Linked DNA regions of Homo sapiens: regions 2, 3 and 4 are each linked to region 1. The links are chromatin loops, found by intact Hi-C in ENCODE. Cell type or tissue: PC-9. All regions are shown on one strand. Links, peaks and the distances in the headings refer to the core of each region. The heading gives the core; the rest is flanking DNA.

The links. Hi-C counts contacts between places; a loop is a spot of excess contacts. Peaks named below come from ENCODE experiments on the same cell type or tissue, not always from the same donor. Only the 100,000 strongest peaks of a DNase experiment are listed, where the experiment ranks them.
Region 2: it touches region 1 in a loop (3-fold over the local background); 78 of 110 quality-filtered maps call a loop at or near these places.
Region 3: a loop joins it to region 1, with 14 times the contacts of the local background. A loop is called at or near these places in 98 of 110 quality-filtered maps.
Region 4: a loop joins it to region 1, with 4 times the contacts of the local background. A loop is called at or near these places in 5 of 110 quality-filtered maps.

What each region holds. Positions count from the first base shown.
Region 1 is chr12:95,113,874-95,119,499 of GRCh38, reverse strand. All of the region lies in intron 8 of FGD6 (FYVE, RhoGEF and PH domain containing 6), which reads left to right. Among named protein-coding and RNA genes, the nearest start is that of NR2C1, 43 kb to the right of the region's middle. RefSeq lists an enhancer at 4,027-4,760. In PC-9, for the core only: CTCF peaks have their summits at 2,016 and 2,223 (motif pointing left); a DNase peak (open chromatin) is centred at 2,509; H3K4me3 peaks cover 1,709 bases; H3K27ac peaks cover 4,630 bases.
Region 2 is chr12:95,202,494-95,208,011 of GRCh38, reverse strand. The region is part of intron 2 of FGD6 (FYVE, RhoGEF and PH domain containing 6); the gene reads left to right. Among named protein-coding and RNA genes, the nearest start is that of FGD6, 12 kb to the left of the region's middle. In PC-9, for the core only: no CTCF peak of the experiment used is centred there; DNase peaks (open chromatin) are centred at 2,231, 3,411 and 3,771; H3K4me3 peaks cover 3,185 bases; H3K27ac peaks cover 5,000 bases.
Region 3 is chr12:95,531,871-95,537,496 of GRCh38, reverse strand. USP44 (ubiquitin specific peptidase 44) reads left to right here. Exons shown (of 6, transcript NM_032147.5): 2 at 3,171-4,668. The coding sequence starts at 3,241. Among named protein-coding and RNA genes, the nearest start is that of USP44, 17 kb to the left of the region's middle. In PC-9, for the core only: a CTCF peak has its summit at 2,907 (motif pointing right); a DNase peak (open chromatin) is centred at 2,916.
Region 4 is chr12:95,315,519-95,321,144 of GRCh38, reverse strand. No RefSeq gene overlaps it. Among named protein-coding and RNA genes, the nearest start is that of MIR3685, 8.4 kb to the right of the region's middle. In PC-9, for the core only: no CTCF peak of the experiment used is centred there; DNase peaks (open chromatin) are centred at 1,034 and 2,834; H3K27ac peaks cover 2,162 bases.

The DNA of each region.
Region 1 (5,626 bases), core at 204-5,203:
GCCAAAACAAATTAAATGCACTAAAGAGCTAATAGAACACCTAAGTACTGTATGATATACCCCTAGGATGGTTTTTAAGTCAAATCAAGCATTTATAAAAACAAGGAAATAGTTTAGTAATTGTTTTTCTCAGAGATGTTCATAGTTTAAGTTTTCCTCATTATTTAATTTTTCAAATTTTTCATTTTTTATTTTATTCAACAAAATATGTTTCATGATATTTTGGAATGAGAATCGTTACAGTTTTCATTCTGGTTCAGCCTAGTTATTTTATGCATGAGGATATTAACACACAAAAATGCTATGGGGCATGGCCAAAGTCCCATGCCTCAACTAGATGTGGCTGGACCAGGCAGAGTAAGCATTTCTATCTTTATTATTATTATCATCATCATCATCTAAAGACTTAGAGATGGGTCTCACTATGTGCCCAGGCTGTATCCTCCCACCTCGGCCTCCCATAGTGCTGGGATTACAGGCATGAGCCATCGCACCTGGCCCAGGAATTTCTGTCTTCTAATTCCAGAGCAAGGGCTCTTGACCACTTCGCCAAGCTGCCTTGAAGTGTCAGTATGTTTTGTAAGTTGACACTTGATGCTTGTTTTTGGTATTTAAAATGATCAGTACTTTGTTTCACAAGTCAGGCTAATTTTAGGTTGTTTCTTGCAAAATCTGAAACTTCATAAAACTTTACAAAGTCATATTGACTAGACTTACTTTTCTCTGGATCCCATAATTCTGTATGTGTTGCTGATCCCACTACATATTTATGGAGGAAAGAAGAAATCTGAAAAATACAAAGCAAGACATGTCCTCAAATTCAAAACACTTGACTTTGGAATGTTATCCCTCCTATACACTCATTTCCTCTGTGCTTTGCTGCCAAACATTTCTCAGTGCACGGTCCAGGAATCTGACTGGGTGTTGAATGCAAAAAGTCCCAGATTCCCACAGATGACTAATTTTTATTAATGGTTAACAGGACTTCCGACTAGTTTCTGCTCTAAGTTGGTTATGTATTGATTAGGTAATCAATGAGTGGTGGTAAGGCTCCCTGGGAACCCTTATACAGAAAACTTAGATTTCCAACAAGATATAGTATATATTGGGTCCTCATCCTTTCTCTCTCTCTCTTTCTTTTTTTTTTTTTTGAGACAGAGTCTCGCTCTGTCATCCAGACTAGAGTGTAGAGGTACAATCTCGGTTCACTGCAAACTCCACCTCCTGAGTTAGCAATTCTCCTGCCTCAGTCTCCTGAGTAGCTGGGATTGCAGGTGCCCACTACCATGCCTGGTGAATTTTTATATTTTTAGTAGAGATGGGGTTTCACTATATTGGCCAGGCTAGTCTCAAACTCCTGACCTCAAGTGATCTGCACACCTCAGCCTCCCAAAGTACTGGGATTACAGGCATGAGCCATTATGCCTGGCCGTGGGAATTTGTTATTGTTGTTGTTCTTGAGACAGAGTCTTGCTCTGTCACCCAGGCTGTAGTGCAGTGGCACGATCTCAGCTCACTGCAACCTCTGCCTCCCAGGTTCAAGCGAGTCTCCTGCCTCAGCCTCCTGAGTAGCTGGGATTACAGGCATGCGCCCCCATGCCCAGCTAGTTTTGTATTCTTAGTAGAGACAGGGTTTCACCATGTTGGCCAGGCTGGTCTCGAACTCTTGACCTCATGATCCGCCCACCTCGGCCTCCCAAAGTGCTGGAATTACAGGCATGAGCCACTGCGCCCGGTGGCCTTGGGCATTTTATATGAGAACAAAATTAACTTGTACTGGCACCGTGGCTCACACCTATAATCCCAGCACTTTGGGAGGCCAGGGTGAGAGAATCACTTGAGTTCAGGAGTTCAAGACCAGCCTGGGCAACATAGTGAGACATCGTCTCTACAAAAAATCAAAAACTTAGCCCAACGTGGTAGTACAGGTCTGTTGTCCTAGCTACTTGGGAGGCTGAGGTGTGGGACAGCCACTTGAGCCTGGGAGATTGAAGCTACAATGAGCATTGGTCACACCACTGCACACTCCAGCCTAGGCAACAGAGCGAGACCCTCCAAAAAAAGAAAGAAAAAAAAAAGGCAGCTTGCATATCCCTAGAAGTTGCACATAGTATGTTGTGTTCCAGTTAATTTTTTGCTACTCATGTTGGGTGATGGTGATGGAGTTAATTAACTTTTATTAATCAGTGATGCCACCTGGTGGCCAGAGAGTACATTTTGTAGTGTACCTACATGCTGAACCAACATCTGCTTTTTTTTTCCTTTGATAAAAATAACCTCAGTGGCATTTGAGGCAGTTTTATTAGTGAAGTTTTGAATAATGCTCAATTTGTTTTGGCAGGAGCAGAAAGGTCATAGAATACTACCAGTCTAACATGGCAAACTGAAATGACTGCTCTCCTCGTTGTTATTAGGAAAGCTTCTGCCGAATACCAGGTCCTAAGTGATAGGTAATAGGTGGTTCACTATGACCAATATAGGCGTGTCTGTCTGGTCTCCTTTCCTGGGTTTCACCTGGGTTATAACAGTTACTGGGGCAGCTACTGGTTTCCTGTTCCTCCCATCTGACTCAGGGTGATCAGTCACATTCTTATGCTGCAGTTAAGGCCCCAGGTGATTCTTAACTGTTTAAGGAGATCCAGGCCCTGCTCTCTTTGCCAAGGTAAAAGTTCTCAAAAAGATATACTGCAAGAAGATGCCCTAAAAACATGAATGGATGGATGGATGGGTTGATGGATGGATGGATGGATGGATAAGTTGGAGAGTTGGATTTTGTAGACCATAAAGATATTTTTAAAAATTGGCAAGGAGGGTAAACCTAACTCCGTTACTTCCTTGATTAATAGCATGATGTTGCAACGTGTTAACGGTGGGTTTTCTGCTCAGTGTATTTCAACTGTGTTCATAAAAGTTCATGTTTGAGTACAAGCAAAGAAAATGCAACTTAGAAGTTTATGAGGCTCAGCACAGTGATTCTGAGGTCAGGATTTCCTAATATGGACATCTTCTGGGGAGCCCTTTTGGTTTAGAGAAATGTCTCTGTTTTCATGGATATACTTCTGTATTAAAAAACAGAAATTTAAGACAAACTAGGAAGTCGCCATGAGTCCAATATTTAGGTAAATCTGCATTCCTTCCCACAACAAGATATAGTAACTATCTAACAGCTTAAGGAAAATCACTTGATTAATGAGGTAGCTTAGGGTTTGAGAACATCTAATAGGGAGGGTAGGGTAAGTTTGTCTCCCCAACCCTGTCAACTGTCAGCCATAGAAATGTTAAATGTTTGCACTCACCAGACACGGATTATGTAATATATTGAATGCATTCTGAGTGGGGTCAGAGTGAGAATATTTATTTTCATCTCCAGATGGGGCTAAGTGTAACATATAACTTATGTATTTTGTTAATTTGGGAATTTTTTATTTTTTGTGTGTGCCCACTTCATTTTTCCTTTATATTTTGCGGGGGATGCTCTCTTCATTCAGATTAAGATCTAAATTGCTAGCGATGGTCTCTGGCAAGATAGAACCTATGCCATGGCGCAGGGAAGCTTAATATGTTTATACATAACATCTCACCATGGCTTATTGCCAGTGCTGGATATTTATAAGGTGCACGTCTAGACTCACACAGGCTCTTAGATCACTGTCTCAAAGACTTACGAAGTTTCAGCAATTGGGCGCGTGTTTGTGTCATCTGTTATGTTTGAAGATCTGGCACCAATACCCCTGTTTTCCTTTGTTCCTCTGAGCATGATGTCATAAATCCATGAGATGAAGTTGTATCTATTCCATAATAGTACTAACTAGCAGTTGGGTCTGATAAAGATATATTCAGTCACTGAACACACCTTTCCTCCTTTCATTTCCTCAGTTCCCACTGGCATTAGAATTGGTTTCAGCATTTATTGCCTTTTACCTCAACTAAAATACAATCCTATCTAAAAAATAATATATTCTTGGCCAGGTGCAGTGGCTCACTGCCTGTAATTCCAGCACTTTGGTAGGCTAAGGCAGGAGGATTGCTTGAGGCCAGGAGTTAAAGACCAGCCTGGGCAATAAAGCGAGACCCTGCCTCTGCAAAAAAAAAAAAAAAAGCAGACATGGAGGCACACACCAGTAGTCATAGCTATTTGGGAGGCAGAGGCAGGATGATTGGTTGAGTCCAGGAATTTGAGGCTGTAGTGAGCAATGATTGCAGCACTGTGCTCCAGCCTGGACGACAGGGTGAGACTCTGTCTTGAATGAGTAAGTGAACTGTTTTTATTCAGTAAGCATTTATTGTCCCCTTTGTGCAAAGCCCCTGACTAAGTGCTATGTGAGAGAAAGATGTGTCAGATGACTTGCTCACAAGGAGCTTTGAGTCTAATGAAAAAGAAAATGATAGAAGCATAAAGTGAGACTGCTGTGTCATGTGTTATTCAAAGGCAGAAAACGTTTCTTTCAAATGGAAATTTTGTAAGAGAAGGGGCATTTAAGAAGAGCCTTGAAGAGTGTGAGTAGAATTTGTATAAGCGAGACAGAGGAAGGGATGGAGAAAAAGGGACTATTAGAGACAAAAGGTGTGAAGCCAGGGGGACACATGGGGAGTGTTTAAGGGGTTGCACAGATCAAATTTAGTCAGAACAAAGGGCCCATTTTAGGCAGTAGCAAGAGAGAGAGAAAAATTGATAGGGACCATGTAGCAGGGGGCTTTAAATTCCAGAAAGGAATTTGTATTAATTTAACAGGTAATGGGAGGCCATCCAGCATTTCTCAACAGAGAAGGAAGTATTGCCTTGAAATTCCATGACTTACCTTGGTGTTAAAGATTTATTAAATATAGGTTCTTCTATTACCTCTTTTTCTGTATTACAAGAACTACTATATACCATATTACTTATTTACAGACTATCTTTATCCAAACCAAGGTTTCTCAACTTCAGACCTATTGATATTTGGGGTCAGATAATTTTTTTTTTTGTTGCAGGGCTGCATTATAAGATATTTAGCAGCACGTCTGACGTGTGTGTGTGTGTGTGTGTGTGTGTGTGTGTGTGTGTGTGTGTGTGTGTAGTAGAGATGGGGTTTCCCCATGTTGGCCATGCTGGTCTTGAACTCCTGACTTCAAGTGATCCACCCCCTTTGGCCTCCCAAAGTGCTAGGATTACAGGCATCAGCCACCGAGTCCAGTCTGCATCTCTGACTTCTAACCACTAGCCACCAGTAGCCCCCGCTTTTCCCCAGTTATGACAACCACAACTGTCTCCAGACATTGCCAGATGTACCCTAGGGGGCAAATTTGTCCCCATTTGAAAACCACCTGTTTAAATACATATATTGAGTTCCCTTGGTGTCCTGAGCATTGTTAGACTCTTAGATTAACAAATCCAGGAGACTTTTAGGGATTGGATTAATGCCTTAGAATTTTATACTAGACGTGTGTCTGATCTCAAGATTAAAGTACTTCCTATGTGTTGGGATAAAAGCTGAATTGGGCATTAGGAGACCTGAATTCTCATGCTGGCTCTGCCAACTAGAGGTTGTGTGAGTTGGGTGAGATCCTTTGCTCAGTAATCTGATTCCTCATCTCTAAAATAACCAATGTTTCCTCCAAGGCTTTTTCTAGCTCTGACTCTATGTCT
Region 2 (5,518 bases), core at 376-5,375, 88 kb before region 1:
CCCAAAGGGTTGGGATTACAGGCATGAGTCACTACACTGGGCCTATTTCTCACTTTTGTGTGTGCACTTCCTACCTGTGGAATACCTACTCCATCTCTCTTATTAAAATCGTGCCCATCCTCAATAATCCACCCCCTCAGTCTTTGGCTTCATTAAGCTTCTACAATTACCTAGTCAGAAGTGTTTACTTCCTATTCTGACCACCCAGTTATGCTGTGATATCCTTTCATCTCAGGCTGTCTTAATGTATAACTATTTATTGGCATGTCTGATGTTCTGTATTTGGTTTTAAGCTCCATGAAGAGTTCTAGTCATCTCTTTGCCCTGGATAAAGCCAAGCAAGAGGCCTAGTAGAATCAGTAGATGTTGATTGGGTCTAAGAGAGAATGAATGAAAATAGGCCAAGAGAGCAACCACTGCAGCGGCTTCCTTCTCTCCATAGTCGCATAGGTAGCTTTTCCATTGTATTTCTAATGTTTGTTTGTGTTTAACAAAAAAGCACATGGACCCTTTTGGAAATCTTTAGATTGTTCTTAGTCCACTAACTTCAGGTCTTTGAAATTCAAGTCTTGAAATGTGACTTTTCTAGAAAATACTTGGCACATAGTGGGGTGTATTAGTCCGTTCTCACGCTACTAATAAAAACATACTCAAGACTGGGTAATTTATAAAGGAAAGATGTTTAATTGACTCACAGTTCAGCATGGCTGGGGAGGCCTCAGGAAACTTACAATCATGGCGGAAGAGGAAGCAAACACATCCTTCTTTACATGGGGGCAGCAAGGAGAAGTGCAGACCGAAAGATTGAAAAGCCCATTATAGAACCATCAGATCTTGTGAGAACCCACTCACTATCTCTAGAACAGCAGCTTGGGGGAAAACCGCCCCCGTGATTAAATTACCTCCCACCGGGTCCCTCCCACGACATGTAGGGATTATGGGGACTACAATTCAAGGTGAAATTTGGGTGGGGGCACAGCCAAAGCATATCTTGGGGGCTCCAAAAAAAAAAAAAAGCATTGTTGGGTGAATTGAATAAATAAAATTGTCGAGCAAGTCAGCGTACCAAGTAAAGTAAATTATTTTAAGTTCCTTTAACTGTCAGGTATTCTCATAGCATTTCTCTTTACTCGTAGTCAGTCTTTCCTGCCCTTCCTCCTTTTGCCTAAAAATGGCTACTTTCCTCCCTTGTCTAATTTTTCTCACAGCCAGCTGCATTCTGTTTTCATATTTCTGCTTCCTGAATATTAGTACCTAGGCAAAAAGCTCCTTCCTTGGCATAAGTACTTCTTTTTCTTTTTTTTTTTTTTTTTCTTTGGAGACAGGGTCCCCTCTCTGTCTCCCAGGGTGGAGTACAGTTGTATAGTCAAGGCTTACCGCAGCCTGTAACTCCTGGGCTCAAGTGATCCCCACCCACCTTCAGCCTCCCAAGTAGCTGGGACCACAGGGGCATACCACCACACCCAGCTGATTTTTATTTTTTATTTTTTGTAGAGATAGGGTCTCCCTGTATTGCCTAGGCTGGTCTCAAATTCCTGTGCTCAAGTGATCCTCCCATCTCAGCCTCCCAAAGTGCTGGGATTACAGGCATGAGCCACCACTACCGGTTCTTGGCATAAATATTTCAAATTGTCTGTTTTCAGGATTGCTCTTCTCTGCAGAACCATTTTATTGGTACTATCCTTTTTTTTTTTAAACATGCTTTTGCATATTTTTTTGTGTGTAATAAGTTTGGTTGGCTTCTTCACAATGTACTACTATCCTTGCCTAAGATAAATTTTTTTTTTAATCACTTTATTTGTGAATGAGTACAATTTTTTCTTGAAATTGGAGGTTTGGCCATTGGGGTGTGTTTTCTGTTGGCCATCAGGCTTAAACCCTAAGGGCTTACCATTATCTCTGCCAATCCTGGAGCTTGTTTTTTATCTGTTATGCTGCTTAGTTTGTTAGGGCCTGCTACTCGACTGGGTGGAAGCTGGTGAGAAGGGGTTAATGGACGCAGCCAGCCAGTGGCATAAGGAGAGTTCTTTCTGGAGGCCACAGGAAACCAGGGCGGCTTTGGACAGGTTATAGGCTGTCAAGTAGGGCAGCCTGGTAAAAGCTGGGTGAGCTTTGCTTTTGAATTTCGCTTTCCAAGGAGACTTTTGTTTAGGCCTGCAGCAGGGAGCCTGCAACAGGCTTGAGACTACTAAAATGTGCCAGAGGAATCAAAAGCCCTGAGTCATAGGGTCAGAATCACAGTATTGCCTGGGAGGTTGTTCCTCTTGTAAACAACATTGAATAGAGGAGAAAAGAAATTCAAGTCTTCCTGAGGAGGACACCTTGACACCCTGAGATCAAATAAATGAACAGTGAGGCATACATTTCAGGTGAGCTCAAAGGGTCCTGTTTGGTAATCTCGCTGTTGAAAATACAGACCTGTGCCTTAGAATACTTAATTCAAAATCCAGTACACTGACTGGGGTTCTAAAATGATAAGAAAAAGTGAAAATGAACTCTGTTTAAGATTTTTCTGCTGGGGTCATCACAAGGGTGTCTTAGTTTCTCAACCTTCAGGGAAGAAAGTCTGGGTCAGGGCTCTAATTCACTGAATCATGTATTTTACAGAGTCTACACATGTGACCAACCAAATTCTGGTTAGTAAACAGACTTTTGACAAGCTTGGGTGTAGCCCATATGGTCTTATTCTTTAGAATATAGATGTTTCATAAATCCATTGCTTACCATTTACTTTTTTTTTTTTTGAGACAGAGTCATGCTGTGTTGCCCAGGCTGGAGTACAGTGGCACCATCACTGCTCACTGTAGCCTTGACCTCCTGGGGTTAAGTGATCCTCCCATCTCAGCCTCCCAGGTAGCTGGTACCACAGGCATGTGCCACCACACCCATCTAATTTTTGTATTTTTTGTAGAGATGGGGTTTCACCTTGTTGCCCAGGCTAGTCTCGAACTCCTGGTCTCAAGACATCCTCCTGCCTTAGCCTCCCAAAGTGCTGGAATTATAGGCGTCAGCCACCATGCCTAGCCTACATTTACAAATTTATAACAACATGTTTACAATTTATCAGAAAGTAGTTGTAGGCAGTCCCCAATTCCTAAAAGGATTGTGTTCTAAAAGTTCATGGTAATTTGGAACTCAGAGTGTATTTCCCAAAGAAACAGCTTTGAAATGGTGGTGAAGTCCTCAGTTTAGTCCGCAGGTTATATTAACCATTACTGCCCTGTCTTCCCCTCCACTCCTCTCCCTACCCCAGCCCAAGGGAGGTGAATTATCTCTGACTGTGTATGTGTGTGTGTGTGTGCGCGTGCATGCACGTGTGTCCCTGTGATGCAAGCTGGGGCTGAGGCGGTAGCCAGGGTGGGGTTAAGCACCTGGGATCTCAGAGGAGCAAATCTACAAGGCCTGGGGCCCCAGGGTTTGTGGGAAGGATGAGATGACTAAGGAAGAATGAGGAAACTGGGGGCTGGGTGAGCTGTGTGGAAGACTGAAAGTCGTCAGGAGTGATAAGGGGGAAGGGTAGGGTAGTGGCTGGGAATTAGTAGGCAGTGAGTTTCTCTACCTCCTTTTCTTCTTATTCCAATCCCTTCTCTCTTTCCCTCCCCGTTCTCCTTTGCTAACTGCATCATTCGGCTAATTGAGTTTCTGATGCCTGGCAGAGTGAGTAGAAGAAACCAGAGGAGGAGACTGGATGAGGGTGTAAGGAGTGGCACTGAGAAACCCCAGAGGAGAAAGGACGAACAGCCAAACCTGAAGATGAAGGAGACTGGAAGGGAAGTTCCCATGGCTGGAGAAACCATAGCTTTAGGTGTTCCAGATAGGTCATCATTTAGTCACCGCTCCGGGTTCTCAGAGGCAGTTTTGTTGGTAGTGCAACTGTGAGCCACTCTGGATTATTCTGACATTTTGGGAGTATAGTTATGAGACCTCTTCCTTGAAATGTTTCAGATATAATAAACATAAAATAGCCAGCAGGCAAAGGATCTTTCTATCTTATTGATATTCAGGTGATGGGTACCCATTTACTACTATTTTTATTTAAGAAGTTTGATGTTCAGAGAGAAGTTCCTAAAATTTGAGCCTTTGAGCCTTTGTCTGTAACCCTTATTCAAGGGCTATAGACAAATCAGCAAAATAATAGTGTCCAAATGTTGGAATTTCCTTTTTGAAATTGAGGCAGATTTCTTGATTCTATAAAGAAAACTGTCCCTGGAAACATTCCAAGTTTTTCCTGTGTTGTTTCAATTTGTTCTTATTATAAATATTTCAAAGAAAAAGTATGATAATTGGGTTTTCCTAGGCAACTTAGCAAACCCTCGATTTATTTATTTCACAGATACTGACCATATGTCAAGCATTGTACTTTCAAAGGTGAAAAGTGATGCCTACTCCCAAGGAACTTCTGCCCATTGAGGTGACAGAAATTTATAATACATGGTTTTACTAATTAGTTGTCTTTTTCTTAGTTGTACCCTGAATAGGGTATTAAAGAAAACATCACCTACATGGCAACACTTGAACCAAGTCTTTTTTAAATGGGCGTGATTAGATCTGGTGTTTAGGAGGTTGTTTTTTAATGTTGGTGAGAGCAGTTTTAGTGGTACTGTTGGAGAAGGAGCCAGATTGCAAACTGGGACTGAGAAGAGAGGAAGTGGAATCAGAAATGTGGATTGTTGTCCCTTGAAACTTTGCCCAGAAGTGCCTGTCATTTGACAGGTTTGGATTTATCTTTTGGTCTTCAAGCACCAGAATTCAACATAAATTGAACTTCAAAATTATTTCTTTTAAATGAATCAGTATACCCTCATCTCTGATGAAAGAAAGTACTAAGTTTTTGTTTCTCCCCATTTTAAATTTGAGACTGGTCTTGAAGAGCTGCTGAATGACACTGCAAGTCCTATTATGGGATTTTCATTGTAAATCAGGAAACCTAGTCTAGAAGACCTCTCTCTTTGGTTACATTTACCACCTCATGGTATTGTTGGATTTCAATGTAAGGATTAGAGTATACATTAACAGCCTATGAACATTTCCATGTTGTCGTAGCACAGTTAAGATTATGCACAGTTAGAAGGTGGGGGTTGGGACTGATATTCAACAGCAGCCCTTTCCTGTAAGTTATTTTCAGAGACAGCTCAGGAAATGTAAAAAATCTGTATGCCTCTTTAACTTTGTGTTTCTCGTGTTAGAATTGTAGCCACACAGTTCTGGCAAATCTGTTTGTTTGCATACTTACCCTGCATTTGAAATTGCAGCAGAAGCATTGGGTTTTCTTTCTTGGCAATAAAGCTGTTCTTTTTTCCTTTTAATAAGGAATTAGGGGCCAGGCATGGTGGCTCATACCTGTAATCTCAGCACTTTGGGAGGCCGAGGCAGGAGGATTGCTCGAGCCCAGGAGTTCGAGACCAGCCTGGGCAACATGGTGAGACCCTATCTCTATGAAAAAAAGGAGAAACAAATTTTTTTTAAAGGAATTAGGAATAAGTATTATGAAGAGTATCAATTAAATATTAGGAATTAA
Region 3 (5,626 bases), core at 366-5,365, 420 kb before region 1:
AAATACAAAAATTAGCTGGACATGGTGACGTGTGCCTGTAATCCCAGCTACTCGGGAGGCTAAGGCAGGAGAATCGCTTGAACCCAGGAGGTGGAGGTTGCAGTGAGCTAAGATAGCACCCCTGCACTCCAGCCTGGGCGACAGAGTGAGACTCTGTCTCAAAAAATAAAATAATATAAAAATTATTTTCTATGGTTTGCCAGAAACATGTTTAACTAAATTTTCTCTGTATTCATTTTATCATTTTGAATAAAAGGTAATACAGAGCCCTAGATCCTTCCCTTAACCTCCAAATTGAGTAAATTCTCTCAACTAATGTTTGTTAAGCACTAATTCTACCTCTGCCCCCTTCTTCAAAACTGCTATACTCCTGCAGCTTTAATTTCCTTATAATTTCTGGACTGCTAGTCTCTCTTAATCACTCGTCCCTTCTCCAGAGCTCTTTGTAATTCAGATCCCTCTGTAACCCACAGATCTGATCATATCATTCTCCTCTACAGATTTCTTCAGTGGCTCTGTGTTGCTCATAGGCCCTAGAAGCAAGCTTGGGGATGATTAGGGCAAGTAATTCTCTGAGTCCCAGGTACCAGCGAGTGGCCTTAGAAGGGGAGTTGCTGGTGTGTGCAGACTTCAGGTGGCCACATGCCCTTGGCCTTGCTGACTACACATTAATAGAGGAGGGTCACAGCAAGGATCCCCTAAAGTGGTTGTTTAGGTCTAGATGCAGACCATGCTACTGTGTGTTGAGAGTAGACTGTTGGTGGCAGTAAGGACAGAAGTGGAGAGACCATCTGGGAGCCTTACTGCAGTAATCCCGGTAAGACTTGATTGTAGCTTGGATCAGGCTGGTGGCAGTAGAGGCACTAAGTAAGTCAGATTCTCAGTATATTTTGGAGGTAGAGTCAATCATTTTTCCTGAAGGATTGATTTAGAGAGAGAGAGTCAAGGATGACTCTAAGGTTTCTTGCCTCAGTACAGAAAGATATGGGATAGTGGAATATATAAATCACTGATGTCTCAATTCTGCCATTAGCAACTATTGTCAAATCCTAGGTGTTCTAATAAAGTACCATATTTGACCAGATTTTAAACCTCTGGAAATTTTTAGAGAGAGGAGTAAATTTAAAATGTGCACTTAAAACGTGTGAAATGGGGGCTGGGCACGGTGGCTCACGCTTGTAATCCTAGCACTTTGGGAGGGTTAGGCGGGTAGATCACTTGAGGCCAGGAGTTCAAGACCAGCCTGGGCAACATGGTGAAACTATGTCTGTACCAAAAATACAAAAATTAGCCAGGCGTAATGGCACATGCCTGTGGTCTCAGCTACTGGGGATGCTGAGGTGCGAGAATCGCTGGAACCTGGGAGGTGGAGGTTGCAGTGAGCTGAGACTGCACCACTGCAGTCCAGCTTAGGTGACAGAACAAGACCCTATCTCAAAAAAAAAAAAAAAAAAAAAGGAAAAAAAAGGAAAGAAAGAAACATGTGAACATGTGAGATTTGGGACTGGTCAGTACCTGATACCTAAAAATTAAGGAACGAATATGAGATTTTACAAAAAGAGGTGGGAAGGAACCAAAAATCAACTGCTTTTGCAGTTTTCTTAAGGCCTGGAGGTGGCACTTGCAGGTACCGTTGAAATTCACAGTTTCAACTGCCCTAAAAATTTAATGCCTTGGTCATGATACATAGGGTGTTTTTAGTGTTCCGTAACTAGGTCTCCACCCAAACCCTGAAATTTGTCTTTGATTTGTATTAAATCAATGAAAAAAGTGTTTGTGATCACGGCTTTTTAAATAAGATTTCTGTTCATTACATGTAAATAACTTACAGCAGAAGTGTTCCTGACTTTAACTGATAAAGGAACAAGTTCTGTGTCAAAAATCACATAAGCTTTTTTAAAAAAATAAGCTTATAATTTCAGATAGGTTTAGGCCTGCTAGAATGTAATAAAAGCTTATTGCCACCCACTTCATATTCTTCCTTTTTTTCTCTTTATTTCCTTGTATGTTTCTGAGAATATTCAAATACAAAAGCACATTCTCCTCTTCTGTCTTTCTCTTTCCCTAAAGCCAACTGTCAAGTCTGTTCGGCCTCAGAGTATGTTATAGAGCCATGAATTAAAGGTAATTATTGATTTACCAAATGGAAAAAAATAAGTTTAATGGTAATATGATTTATTTAAATAGGGTAATAAGATTCGTTCACTATAGATACAATTAAAACTACCATTTACCATGTGTCAGATAAATATTATCTCTCAGTTCTTCAACAACTCAATTGAAGTTGGTATGATTTTCCCTCTTTTACAGATGGTTTAGAGAAGTTAAAACATTTGCTCAAAATCATACATTTAACAGTGTGTGGCAAAGGTACAATTCAAACCTATGTTTTTCTGCCTTAAAACTCACCTTTTCATCTTTGATTATGTTTTATTAACTCCACATAAGGCTCATAATGTTTATAAATATTAGTGAGATATATTTGGGTCTTGCCAACCCCTGTCATTAAGAAAAGGGGCCAGGCACAGTGGTTCACGCCTGTAATCCCAGCACTTTGGGAGGCCAAGGCGGGTAGATGACCCGAGCTCAGGAGTTCAAGACCAGCCTGGGCAACATGACGAAACCTTGTCTCTAGTAAAAATACGAAAAACAGATTAGCTGAATGTGGTGGTGCACTCCTATAATCCCAGCTACCCGGGAGGCTGAGGCACAGCAATCACGTGAGCCCAGGAGGCAGGGGTTGCAGTGAGCTGAGATCGCACCACTGCACTCCAGCCTGGGCCACAGAGCAAGACTCTGTCTCAAAAAAAAAAAAAAAAGGGAATGCAGTTTTGGAAACTGCCCTCAGACTACTGGGTAAAAAAGGATAGATCTTAAGCTATTTCAGTGGAAAGTGATTACTACCCATTTTTCACCACTAGATGGTGGCAGAAAGTTAAAAACAAAAGCTAAAGGCGCCTCATTAGAGAAAGTGAAGTGTCTGTGCTTTCAGAGCAAGGTGGATGTGAGGTTAGGGAAGTTTAGAGAAAGGGAAATGGGAGAACTGCCAATGGTATTATGATAAGCAGCCTAGAAATTGGGAGCAGAGGACACAAATCTTTATTATTCTTGGGAAAAAATATGAAAAATATTAGCATCTTGTTATTAACACTTGACATTGTTCTGTTTAGTTTTCAGATGCTTCAAGTGTTGTGAACAGAGACTTGTTTGGATTATGCATTTCTCAGCTAGACTAAATAAATGCTAGCAATGGATACGTGCAAACATGTTGGGCAGCTGCAGCTTGCTCAAGACCATTCCAGCCTCAACCCTCAGAAATGGCACTGTGTGGACTGCAACACGACCGAGTCCATTTGGGCTTGCCTTAGCTGCTCCCATGTTGCCTGTGGAAGATATATTGAAGAGCATGCACTCAAGCACTTTCAAGAAAGCAGTCATCCTGTTGCATTGGAGGTGAATGAGATGTACGTTTTTTGTTACCTTTGTGATGATTATGTTCTGAATGATAACACAACTGGAGACCTGAAGTTACTACGACGTACATTAAGTGCCATCAAAAGTCAAAATTATCACTGCACAACTCGTAGTGGGAGGTTTTTACGGTCCATGGGTACAGGTGATGATTCTTATTTCTTACATGACGGTGCCCAATCTCTGCTTCAAAGTGAAGATCAACTGTATACTGCTCTTTGGCACAGGAGAAGGATACTAATGGGTAAAATCTTTCGAACATGGTTTGAACAATCACCCATTGGAAGAAAAAAGCAAGAAGAACCATTTCAGGAAAAAATAGTAGTAAAAAGAGAAGTAAAGAAAAGACGGCAGGAATTGGAGTATCAAGTTAAAGCAGAATTGGAAAGTATGCCTCCAAGAAAGAGTTTACGTTTACAAGGGCTCGCTCAGTCGACCATAATAGAAATAGTTTCTGTTCAGGTGCCAGCACAAACGCCAGCATCACCAGCAAAAGATAAAGTACTCTCTACCTCAGAAAATGAAATATCTCAAAAAGTCAGTGACTCCTCAGTTAAACGAAGGCCAATAGTAACTCCTGGTGTAACAGGATTGAGAAATTTGGGAAATACTTGCTATATGAATTCTGTTCTTCAGGTGTTGAGTCATTTACTTATTTTTCGACAATGTTTTTTAAAGCTTGATCTGAACCAATGGCTGGCTATGACTGCTAGCGAGAAGACAAGATCTTGTAAGCATCCACCAGTCACAGATACAGTAGTATATCAAATGAATGAATGTCAGGAAAAAGATACAGGTTTTGTTTGCTCCAGACAATCAAGTCTGTCATCAGGACTAAGTGGTGGAGCATCAAAAGGTAGAAAGATGGAACTTATTCAGCCAAAGGAGCCAACTTCACAGTACATTTCTCTTTGTCATGAATTGCATACTTTGTTCCAAGTCATGTGGTCTGGAAAGTGGGCGTTGGTCTCACCATTTGCTATGCTACACTCAGTGTGGAGACTCATTCCTGCCTTTCGTGGTTACGCCCAACAAGACGCTCAGGAATTTCTTTGTGAACTTTTAGATAAAATACAACGTGAATTAGAGACAACTGGTACCAGTTTACCAGCTCTTATCCCCACTTCTCAAAGGAAACTCATCAAACAAGTTCTGAATGTTGTAAATAACATTTTTCATGGACAACTTCTTAGTCAGGTATGGATTTTTAAGAATCTTATTTTCATCATTGGGAGTTCATAAAGTGTAGCCTATAAAAAGGCATATTCTATGTACATCTAGTGTGTTGAGCTAGTACCATTTTCAGGTCAAAATAGATTGTTTTTATAAATATGTATAGAGAAATCAGCTCACTCAATTCCTTCTTTCATGAATCATTGGAAGTAGTTTTACATCTATGGTAGCAAAAGCTTTTGGAGGGAGGGAGAAATCAGGAGACGGAGCTCTCTAGGTTACCAATATTACATTCATTATCTGAGGGATTGAGAAGAGGAGGGTTTAATCCCAGAGGGAACGGATTTAAAGATGCTGCTATTCTCGGGATGAAAATGGTGCACATGGCCGGGCGTGGGGGCTCACACCTATAATCCCAGCACTTTGGGAAGCCAAGGCGGGTAGATCAGCTGAAGTCAGGAGTTCAAGACCAGCCTGACCAACATGGTGTAACCCCATCTCTACTAAAAATACAAAAGCTAGCTGAGTGTGGTGGCAGACGCCTGTAATCTCAGCTACTTGGGAGGCTGAGTCAGGAGAATCGCTTGAACCCAGGAGGTGGAGGTTGCAATGAGCTGAAATCACACCACTGCACTCCAGCCTGGGTGACAGAGCGAGACTCCGTCTCAAAAAAAAAAAAAAAAAACCCAAAGAAAGAAAGAAAATGGTGCACACTTGAGCAATTTCAGGGACCAAGGAGTAGCCCTGGAGGACTTCCTATAAAATCAAAGGGTCATGGTCTGAGAGCTTTAACAAGTAGGTAGGGAAATTTTAAGGTAAACAAATGTGATTTCATCTAGAATAATCTTATATGATTTTCCTTTATTTTAATTACTACTCAAAAGTTTCCTTTGTCATGATAAGGTGGACTATAAAACCAGAATCTTCGAAGTAAAGGTTCTCTATACTGAGTGGACTTATTGGTGAACTGTTAATAGACATA
Region 4 (5,626 bases), core at 410-5,409, 200 kb before region 1:
TGGCCAGGCGCGTTGGCTCACATCTGTAATCCCAGCACTTTGGGAGGCAGAGGCAGGCAGATCATGAAGTCAGGAGATCAAGACCATTCTGGCTAACATGGTGAAACCCTGCCTCTACTAAAAAATCAGCAGGGCATGGTGGCATGCGCCTGTAGTCCCAGCTACTCAGGAGGCTGAGGCAGGAGAATCGCTTGAATGCAGGGGGCGGAGGTTGCAGTGAACCAAGATCGTGCCACTGCACTCCAGCCTGGGCAACAGAGACTCTGTCTCAAAGAAAAATCAAGTAATTGAAGCTTAGGACAGGGAGAATTCACACAAACAGAATATGCTTGAAAGCTAAACAGCAGTTTCACTTTTAACACCTTACCCAGTGAGAGCCGTACAAGATGGGCCACAGAAACATAAATACTTATAGCTATTTTTATGGGCCCCTAGTTCTCCTCTAAAAAACAAAATAAATACTGCATGGAGTTTAAGAAAAGAATTAATCTGTTCAGGCGTGGTGGCTCACGCCTGTAATCCCAGCACTTTGGGAGGCCAAGGCGGGCGGATCATGAGGTCAGGAGATGGAGACCATCCTGGCCAACAAGGTGAAACCCCATCTACACTAAAAATACAAAAATTAGCTGGGCGTGGTGTTGCATGCCTGTAATCCCAGCTACTCGGGAGGCTGAGGCAGGAGAATTTCTTGAACCCGGGAAGCAGAGGTTACAGTGAGCCAAGATCATGCCACTGCACTCCAGCCTGGCAACAGAGCAAGACTCTGTCTCAAAAAACAGAGTTTGTAAACAAAACAAAACAAAACAAAACAAAACAAAACAAAAAGAATTAATCTGAAGAAAACCAACTAATAATTAGACAATTACAAATAATTGAATTTTTCATTCTGTTTTCTTTCCAAGTCTAGTACCTCCTTCAGTGTGGCTTTGAACTCTTCAAAGTTCACTCTAAGTATGTGAGTCTGGTACCATGGAGACCAGTACAAATATCTAGAAGCAGGTGGTTTGGGCATGTCTGGTTTGAATCTGAGGAATTAGAATGCAGGTTCTCCTTGGCAAGGAGGCCTATCTTATAAAGCTGCATTGAGAGGTTTTTCTGTGACTGTATGGCAAGTCAACAGGGATGTGGTTATCAAAACAAGTTTAAGAACTTAGGGGTCAGTTATTGGTAAGAAACAGAGATTTCATCATGCTGAGCTTTGGGGAATGGTCACAGTGTTAAAGGGGGGCTGGATGGTCACAGAGAGAAGGGAAATGGAAGTCCTCTCTTAATGTGGATATACTTAGTAACTTCCCTCACCAAATCCCACCAGCCAAACATGGTATGTGAGCAGCCAGTCACCCTGTAGTCCCATTTCCAGTTTCTGCTTTTAGAGGCATGTTTGAACAGAGGCTTACATGTCTTCTACTTGGAGCCTTAAGAAAAAGCTTTTCGTAGACTGAGAGAAAAACCAGTACCTACCAAGGAAGTATGAAAATCTGATTGACATTGATGTCGTGATAGTTTTTTTTTTTTTTTTGAGACAGAGTCTAGCTCTGTCACCCAGGCTGGAGTGCAGCAGCATGATCTTGGGTTACTGCAACTGCTGCCTCCCAGGTTCAAGCGATTCTCCTGCTTCAGGCTCCCGAGTAGCTGGGATTGCAGGCATGCACCACCACGCCCAGCTAATTTTTATATTTTAGTACAGACGGGGTTTCACCATGTTGGCCAGGTTGGTCTTGAACTCCTGACCTCAGGCGATCTGCCCACATCTGCCTCCCAAAGTGCTGGGATTACAGGCATGAGCCACTGGGGGTGGCCATGATAGTTATTTTAAGATCAGGAATTCCCAGTGCACAGCTGTTCCTTATCCTTTATGTGACAGCTGTAATGGCTCTGTGCTTTAAAAGTTAACCTAGTTTAGTAGCCATTTTTAATTTTTAAAAATTTTTGTATATTTAGGGTGCACAAGTGCATATTTCTTGCATACCTATATTGCATAGTGGTGTAGTCTGGGCTTCCAGAAACCCCCAAGAATACTAAAATCTGAGGATGCTCAAGTCTCTGATATAAAATGGCATAGTATTTGCATATGCCTACACACATTCTCCCATATACTTTAAATAATCTCTAGATTACTTATAATACCTAACACAATGTAAATGTCATGTAAATAGTTGTATTGCATTTTTATTTGTATTATTACTTATTATTGATTGTTCTTTTTTTTCCAAATATTTTCCATCTGCAGTTTGTTGAATCCATGAATGTGGAACCTTAGATACTAAGGGCTGATAGTATTTTGAGGGAATGGGCGTCACACTCACATATGGAGCTCAATCTTTACGACTTTGACTAGTGATGATGGTGGTAAATGTAGTGAGGATGGTGTGTGTGTGTGTGTGTGTGTGTGTGTGCGTGTGTGTGTAGAAATGGGGGGTTAAATGGGTCCATTAGCAATGTTGAGCCCCTGGTCTATTTTTTAAAATAGGATATCACACAGGTAGATAGGGTGGGGAGTTGTCTCCTGTTTGTTTTTATATAAATGAGACTTTTAGGATTCTCAGGGGGGAGTGTTTTCGAGGTCTCTACTCTCTCTACTTAAAGACATGCACCTTTTCCAGTCCCTACTTAACTGAAAGAGTTGCTCTCTGGAAGCTTCTTGGGAAGTTTCATTGAGTTTCACTGAGGTTGAGTGGTGAGTACTTCAGAGCATTATAGAATCTGTTTGCTTTCATTTAGTCATTAGGTCAATATTTAGTCGCCACAGGCTAATATATTTTGTTTGAGAGAACAAATCAGGGAGTGTTTGCTTGGTTTGAGTTGTTTGGAAAAGTCTTTTAATTCCATTCAATTCAATTCCTGGAACAATGGTGTAACTGGTAGGGTTTAAACATTTAACCTCTCACTGCAGTCAACTAGATAAAGTAGGCCAGACTGGATCCCCCAACCAGATAAAAAGAAAACCTTTTCAGTTTACACAGTGCTTTTGCAATAGGATTCTCACATTAACCTGATGAGTAATAAGGAATTTAAACATTGAGGATGGCGGCATGGGGGAGTGATTCCAAAGAAATGAGCTGAATAGTTTTAATATGTAAGGGAACAACACAGAGAAATAAATTGCCCACTTGATTAACTTCTTGTTTTTTTGAGATGGAGTCTCACTCTGTCACCCAGGCTGGAGTGCAGTGGTGCAATCTCGGCTCACTGCAACCTCTGCCTACTGGGTTCAAGAGATTCTCCTGCCTCAGCTTCCTGAGTAGCTGGGATTACAGGCGCCCGCCACCATGGCTGGCTGACTTTTGTATTTTTAGTAGAGACAGGGTTTCACCATGTTGGCCAGGCTAGTCTCGAACTCCTGGCCTCAAGTGATCTGCCCGCCTCAGCCTCCTAAAGTGCTGGGATTACAGGTCTCAGCTACCATGCCCGGCCTTGATTAACTTCTTTTAGGGGTCCTGTGATTAAACTAAATGTGAACAGGGGAATTGTTATGTTGCCTGAAGTGGTAATTAGGATTCCCATGCATGTATGTGAGCATGTCTGTGAATGTATGTCTAGTACAAGGAAGGTCATTCCATAAATGCATGTTGAATTAAATATTCTATTTGTTACCATACATTATTAATAAACAAAATATTATAAAATCATAATAGCGCTTTTGGCTTTTCTAAACCATTCAGGTATTCTCTATAGAATTTCCTACTCTATTTTCAAAATCTATTCATTCCTAAGGTATCTTAGAATATGTAATAAATCAAAAACAAATATAGGCCAGGTGCGGTGGCTCATGTCTGTAATCCTGGCATTTTGGGAGACTGCGGTAGGCAAATCGCTTGAGCCCAGGAGTTTGAGACCAGCCTGGGCAATATGGCGAAACCCCATCTCTACAAAAAAATACAAAAATTAGCAGGGCCTGGTGGCACATGACTGTGGTCCCAGTTACTTGGGAGGCTGAGGTGGGAGGATCACCTGAGCCCAGGAAGGTTGAGGCTGCAGTGAACTGAGATTGTGCCACTGCACTCCAGGCTAAGTGACAGTGAGACTTTGTAAAAAAAAAAAAAAAAAAAGGAAAAGAAAGAGAAAATAAATGTAAACCTTAAAAAAAGAATAAACAGGAACCAGACAACAGGGTAAAAACCAGACTAAATAAACATGACTTACATCCTGCTCTGAAATGTGGCTTGCAAGGGCGAAAGTGATCAGGACCGGACATAGTTACTCTACCGAAGACATCTTTGCTTTGGTAGCTGTAGGAACCCAGCAAGAGCACCATGTTTTGTTTATTCACCAGTAGATGAAATCCTCAAACAGAACACTCATAACCCACTTAATGTGCGTTCTCATATCTGCAACCAAAGCAGAGGGAACAAAAAGCTCCATTGATACGTTCAATGATAATATATAAGCACTTGCTTCTTATGGCAACACTGAGGTTGGGTAAGTTGGTGAACATCGCAAGCTATGAGGAATACAGTGGCCCAGAAATTGGACCTGAAGAGAAAAGCACTACTAAAAATCAGGCAAGAACTTTCCATGAGAATAAAACTGCCGCCAATATTGTTGCCAGCATTTGATGTGTATTAATCTCATTTTATTATTGCAAACCTATAAGCCAAGTATCTGTAAAATGGGAATGTCCCACCTCACAGGTGCCTGTGGCTGGTGGGACCTGGTGTGCTGGAAGAACAACAGTGTTCATTCCAACAGTGTTGGAATAACAGAACAAGGCATGCAGTCAGAAAGGAGCCATGTACTGATCTTAATAATTAATGACTTACTATTATGCTTACTCTTCACTGTAACCTGTCAATGCCCTTGTGAAATAGGAATAATTGTTCTCAATAAGTGAGAGAACTGGAGCTATGGGAGGTGACCACAGAGATCAAGTGGTAAAAGACCAGACACTTTAACCCAGTTAAATCTAGTGTTCTCTCTGCTATGTCTCAGCAAAGTCCAACAGATTGTCTCATTTTGTAGCACCCTAAGAGCTGAAACAGCAGGAGATCTGGCTCTGGAGATCAGAAAGGGTCTAGCAACATTTCTTCATCCAGTATAATTTGGCGTCTGACCTGAACACCACTGTCTGACTTTTAGGTGTCATGTCTAAGTTTGCTTGTTTGCTTGTTTTTATCATCTTTGCAAGATTTGTGCTGTTGATCATGTGCTTCTTTAAACCCCTTCCTCCTCTGGCTTCTGTGTCACATGTCCTAATTTTATACTGCTGACCACTGGGTTTTATACTGTAAGTTTAGCCTGGATGATAGCTAACATTTATGGAGTTCTTCTTATGTGGGAGGCTCTGTCTCAATCCCTTTATCTGTATTAACATGTATTAATTTATTTAATCAACATAACAAGCCTATGAATCAGATAGCATTATTGTCCTGTTTGAAAAAGATAAGGAAACTCAGCAACAAAAGAAAAATAAATTGGACTTCCGCAAAATTAAAAACATTTGTGCATCAAAGAATACTGTCAAGATAGTGGAAACACAACCTACAGAATGGGAGAATTTGCAAAATCTGATAAGAGATTAATATCCAGAATATGTAAAGAACTATACAACTCAACAACAAGAAAAATAAACAACTGAATTCAAAAACAAGCAAAGGACCTGAACAGACATTTATTCAAAAAAGATATA